2 separate regions of the Mus musculus genome follow, and region 2 is linked to region 1. The links are chromatin contacts, found by POLR2A ChIA-PET in ENCODE. All regions are on one chromosome and are shown on one strand. The core of a region is the stretch at or near the end of the contact, and the rest is flanking DNA. Distances in the headings are between cores, read along the strand shown.

What was found. ChIA-PET counts read pairs that join two places held with the same protein, here RNA polymerase II (POLR2A).
Region 2: POLR2A ChIA-PET joins it to region 1 with 10 read pairs in Patski. The contact joins the promoter of Nudt15 here to the promoter of Itm2b in region 1. POLR2A ChIA-PET finds 5 or more read pairs at or near these places in 3 of 5 experiments (Patski and embryonic stem cell).

The regions. Positions count from the first base shown.
Region 1 is chr14:73,383,793-73,386,918 of GRCm38, forward strand. It overlaps Itm2b (integral membrane protein 2B), which reads right to left and starts at 1,497. Exons shown (of 6, transcript NM_008410.3): 1 at 1,218-1,497. The coding sequence starts at 1,334.
Region 2 is chr14:73,523,645-73,526,770 of GRCm38, forward strand. Nudt15 (nudix (nucleoside diphosphate linked moiety X)-type motif 15) reads right to left here and starts at 1,605. Exons shown (of 3, transcript NM_001360484.1): 1 at 1,416-1,605. The coding sequence starts at 1,570. Gm41209 (a long non-coding RNA gene) reads left to right here and starts at 1,658. Exons shown (of 3, transcript XR_874819.2): 1 at 1,658-1,902; 2 at 2,193-2,265.

The DNA.
Region 1 (3,126 bases), core at 247-2,746:
TCTAAACATGTTTTCAAGACCAAGAGTGTTTGTACTAGGTTCAGGAAAACAATACTAAAACCAGAACCCTTAATCCTTTTAGGGAATCAGCTCTCTCATCTCAGGGGAAGACAGTCATTTAAAAAAATCAACATGATGTTTGCTTTTAGCTGGAACGTTTCCAGAAAACATGTCCAAACAGCCCAGACTGCTATTATATATCCAAAAATTTTATAGGGTATTAGTGGCCTGTTTCTTTACAGTAATTTTCATTAGATCATTAAAAAACAAACAAACAAAAACAAAAACTCTCCTTACTACTTGTACCATGGACACAAACGACTGATTTTAAGTCAAAACTAAAATTACCCAAGTGACAATAGGTATTAAAAAGTGTTAGTGAAAAACGAAGCAGCACCCGCTGTTAGTATTCATAGGTATCAAATGTCAGAAGCCCTAAAAAGGCAAAAAGAAAACTTAGGCAAAAATTATATTTATATTTAAAAGAATATTACTGTACATCACTTTTAAAAATTGAATCCAGTGACAGCATCACTCAGTGCTAACCGGGGATGTGGTAACACAAAGGTTACCTATTTTGTAGGGATGGGAGCAAATTCCTATGTTTTGGTTCCAGTTTCACTTATTCAGAAGTACCCACAAAGAGGCTGATAAAAGTCAACTGTTGGGTTACATGGGAACAGCCACAATAGCAATTACTTTCACCTGGAATATTTGTTACAATAATAAAATCACCAGCCAGAAACTACTCCCAGTATACTGTTGTCTTCTCTCTCCAGACCCCAAGGTGTTCACCTGCCAACACCGAAGGCCATTTGTAGGCAAGGGAGTTTGTAAAAGAAAAGGGCTTTTAAAAAATGAAGATGCTTACAGTTGCTGGACTTAGTCCAAGTGCTGTTCAGCCTAGAAACGAAAGTAGGAAACAACAGAGGTTTAGGCTTGTTATGATGTCAGCCATTTTAGGCACAGTATTTATACTGGAAAAAAAGTGCCAAACTCGGTGGTGGCGGTGCCTGTCGCTGCAGGTTCCCGGGCTACCAAGCCAAGTGCAAAGCCGCGGGACCTCGTACACCTGTGCAACTGTCCCCTCGGGGGTCGCCAGGGCCAGGACCCCGCCCCGCTCGCTGCACACACACACACCACGGTACCCGGGAGCGGAGGACCGTCCGGGAAACCGTCCCCGCCGCCGGGACCCCGCCCGCGACCCCAGCCAGGACCTTGCAATCCACCGCCACGGCATCCGGAGGGACGATGAGCGCCTCCTCGCTGCTCTTGGGCTCGTCCTTCTTGGCCTCCTTCTGGGCCAGCGCCGAGTTGAACGTCACCTTCACCATGGTGCGGCCTGGGGCGCCCTAGGCGGCGACGGCGAAGGCTGGGGTCGCGGCTGGCAGGATCCCGGCTGCGAAGGCAGCCTTGTCGGCCGAGCTCAGGGCACGACTCTGCAGCGGAGGAGCGGACTGCGCGACAGCAGCAGCGGCTCAGTGCAGCGCGGTTTCCGGCCTCGCAGCTGGGGCGCGGGCGCAGGGCGGGGGCCCGGAGGGGCGGGGCCTTGAGCGGGGCGGGGCCTGGCTTCACGCCAGACCCTCCCTGGTTCCCCCCACCCCCACCCAGGACTCAGCGGGAATCTGGCCAGGCTTTGTGGAGGGCGCGCCTGGTTGAGCTAGGACTTGTTGCCCCTCTGGGCTGCCTGGATTTTCCGGTTCTGAATTTGCTTCCAACTAGTTCTCCTCAGGGGCCCAGTGTTGCAAGTTGATAAGAAAATGGGGTGAACTCTGTCGGTTGGCTACGTAGGATAAGTTAACTTCTGGTAGCACCAAATTCTCTTTGATTGTGAGCCCAAAGGCCATGGAATTTTTGTGTGAGAAAAACAAACAAACAAACCCAAAAGCTCCGTTTAATCATTTATTAGTAAGCGACTTAGTAGAGCATAGGAATATTTGAAGCACTGTGTCCTAGTGTCCTGGTGATCTGACTTATCTCCCACAGACCTCACCCTAAGGTGTTGCCTGGTTGACTAAGCTGGTCTTTTCTTCCTCCCTCAGAGGTCAGTTCCTGCCCAGCCTAATCTCAAGCCAATGACCAGGAACCCTCTTCATCCATTTGTATTCCTAAAATTCTAAACTGGTAAAACAAAATGTACCAACCGAGCTCATTTGTATAAGCAAGCCAAAACAAAACAAAACAAAAAACCATATTTGCCTTAGGCCAATCTGTGATTTGTGACAACGTACTTAGGACAAGTTCTTATTTTTCTTCAAAATAAAAAATTCTCCTTTTTTGAAGAGGTTTTTGCTTCTGGTTGACAGAAGACATTGGCCCACACACTGGGTTTACAGCCATGTCTCCAGATGGTCCTTTGGTCAAATGACTGATCCTGTAGCCTTCTCCATATCCTCTCCTTGTCCACCTACAGGAGTGTCTGTTGGCCAGAAGGATTCTGCTGTGTGAGCTCTGGCCTAGGCCAACCTTGAAGACAGCAGTTGAGACCAGAGTTCTTGAGCCCCTGGCTCTATTCAAGGAGGGAATTATCTTTATTTCTTTTTATTTTTAAATATTTAATTTTTATGCCTATGATTTTTTTTTTTTTTTTTTTTTTTTTTTTTTGCCTACATGTACCTGTGCCTAAGGAAGTCAGAAAAATGAGTCAAGTCCCGTGGAACTGGGGTTACAAATGGTTGAGAACCGCCATGCGGTTGCTGGGAACCAAGCCTTGGGTCTTCTGGAAGAGCAACAAATGCTTTTAACTGCCGAGCCGTCTCTCCATTCCCATATTTCTATTTTTGCCTCTGGGACTGAGTAGGACTCCGTTTCATGAAAGAGAAGGTGAGGGGGTGGATGGTTTTATAAATAGAGAAAAAAAAAGTAAGCAGAGGAAAGCAGATTGTCATTCCAGAGTCACACTGGAAGCCAAGACAAGAAAGCAGAACAGCGGAACCATAGCTCACTGGTTAGTACTAAGGTCACACAGTGTCAGATAAACAACTGCTGATAGTTGAGTCAATAGAGTAGATGTATGAGTTGGTCGGTCCTGAAAGAGGTTATTCCTACTACAGATGAGTTTTAATAGGCATCAAATAGTATGGTATATTAAAAACAAAACAAAAAACCCAGACCCTTACGGGGAAG
Region 2 (3,126 bases), core at 355-2,854, 140 kb after region 1:
ATTTAGTGATTTGAAGACCCAAAGAGCTTTAGGTTATGCAAAAATTAACACTTAACAACAGCATTAATTCCTAGGTCTGGAGATAGACTTAGGCAGCAAGGGTGCAGTTTAGTGTGTCAGGTAAGAACCCAGGCTTTCTCTGGGTGGTGGTGGTACACGCCTTTAGTCCGAGTACTTTAGAGGCAGAGCCTGGTGAACCTCTGTGAGTTTGAGGCCAGATTGGTCTACAGAGGGAATTCCAGGACATCCAAGACTGTACAGAGAAACCCTATTTCTAAAAACAAAAACAAAACCCAACAAAAACCACTCCCCAAAACCCAAAACAAAACCAACCAACCAAACAAACAAACAACAATAAAAAACAACCCAACAACAACAAAACCCAGGCTTCTGAGTCAACTGTACCCAGGAAAAAAAGAAACATTAATTAATGTTCCTTTCGGGTTGTGTTTTGAAAGTGCATTAAATGCCTTCCTTATGCTTCAAAATTCCAGTTTAAGCCTAAAAATTGAGGCAATTAGGCAACAGAGAAAGAGATGATTAGCATTAAGGGGCATGCAACACTTGTACTTCCAGGCCACATAGGAAAGTACAGGTTACCATCAAGAGGAAGGAAGTTGTCAGCCTGGTAATGTTTCCCTGTCATGGAGAGCCAGTGAGAGGCTCCTCCATCCAGTGAATCCATCACGCCATAATCCCAACACTCAGAAAACTGAGGCAGGCAGATCTCGGTCTCTTATAACTAAATAAGCCTATTAGATAATAGTGACCCAGATAATTACATAATAGGAAGTCTCAGATTTCCTTTGAAATTGTCTACAGAATCAAGTATGGTGCTTGTTAGATAAGGCGTAGGAAGGCTTGAAGCTTTACCTTCCAAGTGTTTTATAACACTACATTATTTTATATTACTATACAAGACTAAAGGAAATCACACCGAATCTGGATGTCTTAGATACTTTTATTGTATTTTAAGGCACACTCTCGGATTAGAACACATTTTTGAGCAGAGCCAGGGTTTCTTCACGATTGCACAGAAACTGACTTAGCTACCCTTCCCCCTTTGTGGGACTGACACATCCACATCGCAGAAGCGGCGGGGCCAGCCTCACAAAACTCTGATATATTTAAATCTCATGGGGCAAAAGGAAAAGTCCCAGTTAACATCCACTTTCTCTGTAAACACTAAGAAATACAAACGACTTCCACTTGCAGCCAGGAGAGGGCAGAGCGAGGACTAACGGGGCCCGGGTACTGGCACAGCACCCCCTCCTGGCTGGATCCCGGAGGACACCGGGGCCGTAGAGAGCTCGCGGAACTCAACTGCGCACTGAAGCGCGTCACACGGACCGAGAATGGCGTGCGGACTAGTGATATTCCCGAAGCTTCCGCTTCCCGGAGGTCGTCCTGCTCACCCGAATTCCAAATGGCCCCCAGGAAGCTGGAAACTGCCGGCTCCAAACGATCCTTTCCTTTTCCCCAGAAGGACGCAGCGAGGATGCTCGCAGCTCAGCACCACCACGCCGACCCCAACTCCTGGCCGCCGCCTCGGCTCTGCGTTAGCGGCCATAGCATTTGGCTGACCCCGGAAGTGACGTTGAAGCTGTACGGGAACCGGCAGGAGCCTCGCTGATTGCTCGCTGAGTGTTGTGTCTCACGAATCACCTGTCGCCTGGTGCATAGATCATGCAGAAACAACCATATAAATAACTAACATAAGAGTACTGAAAGATGATTTGGGGAAGTAAATGAGACTAATTAAGTTTCTTTAGGATAAATTCATATTTTAGAGAAAAACAAATTATAGTAGATAAAAATATACATCAACTAAAACTGAAATATGAAAAGAAAAACTTGGGGAAATCAGCTGTAACAAGATTGACATCTTAAATCTTTGGACGGGTGGGTTTACTTTAAAAGTATTACTTTATTTCTACTAATGTGTGCATAATTTTAGAAACCCAATAGTACAAAACTGCCCAAGGACAGACACTATCCCTTTTAGCCCTGCTTCCAGAGACAGCTTTAACTCTTTGAAATGTTAGTTTTTATATTTCCACACATATATCTGAGTGTATACTTAATTTGTATCCTAAGTAATTGTCTTAGTGAGGGTTTCCGTTGCTGTGAAGAGACATTATGACCAAGGCAACTCTTATAAAGGACAACATTTAATTGGTGCTTGCTTGTAGGTCCAGAGGTTCAGTCCATTATAATCAATGCAGGAAGCATGGCAGCATCCAGGCAGTCGTGGCACTGGAGGAGGTAAGAGTTGTATATCTTGTTCTAAATTCAAACAGGAAAAGATTCAAACAGCAACTGGGAGAAGTATCTCAAAGCCCATCTCCCACAGCGACACACTTCCTCCAAAAAGGCCACAACCACTCCAACAAGGACACACCTCCCTGGGCCAAGCATATTTAAACTACCATAGTAATCCATTAGAAAGTTTCAGTATCCATTAGGTATGCTTAGCAAAGTCCTAAGTTTTGCCAATCAACGAATGTGCAAATGAATAGACAGTTTAAAACGAGAAACAAAAATAATAACTATTTTTAAAAGTGTTGACTATCTCCATTGAGGAATTGAGATGCCATCTGTACTGGCTGGTTTTGGGTGTCAACTTGACACAGGCTGGAGTTATCACAGAGAAAGGAGCTTCAGTTGGGGAAGTGACTCCATGAGATCCAGCTGTGGGGCATTTTCTCAGTTGGTGATCAAGGCATGAGGGCCCACCATGGGTGGTGTCATCTCTGGGCTGGTAGTCTTGGGTTCTATAAGAAAGCAACTTGAGCAAGCCAGTAAGAAAGATCCCTCCATGGCCTCTGCATCAGCTCCTGCTTCCTGACCTGCTTGAGTTCCTGTCCTGACTTCCTGTAGTGATGAACAGCAATTTGGAAGTGTAAGCTGAATAAACCCTTTCCTCCCCAACTTGCTTCTTGGCCATGCTGTTTGTGCAGGAATAGAAACTCTGGGCAAGATACCATCTTACCCCAGTCAGAATGGCTATCATCAAGAGATCTGACAACAAATGTTGGAAAAGTTGTGGAGAGAGAAGAACCCTTATTCAGTGTTGAGGGGAGCAAACTAACACAGACATTATGGAAATAAGTGTGGTGGTTTCTC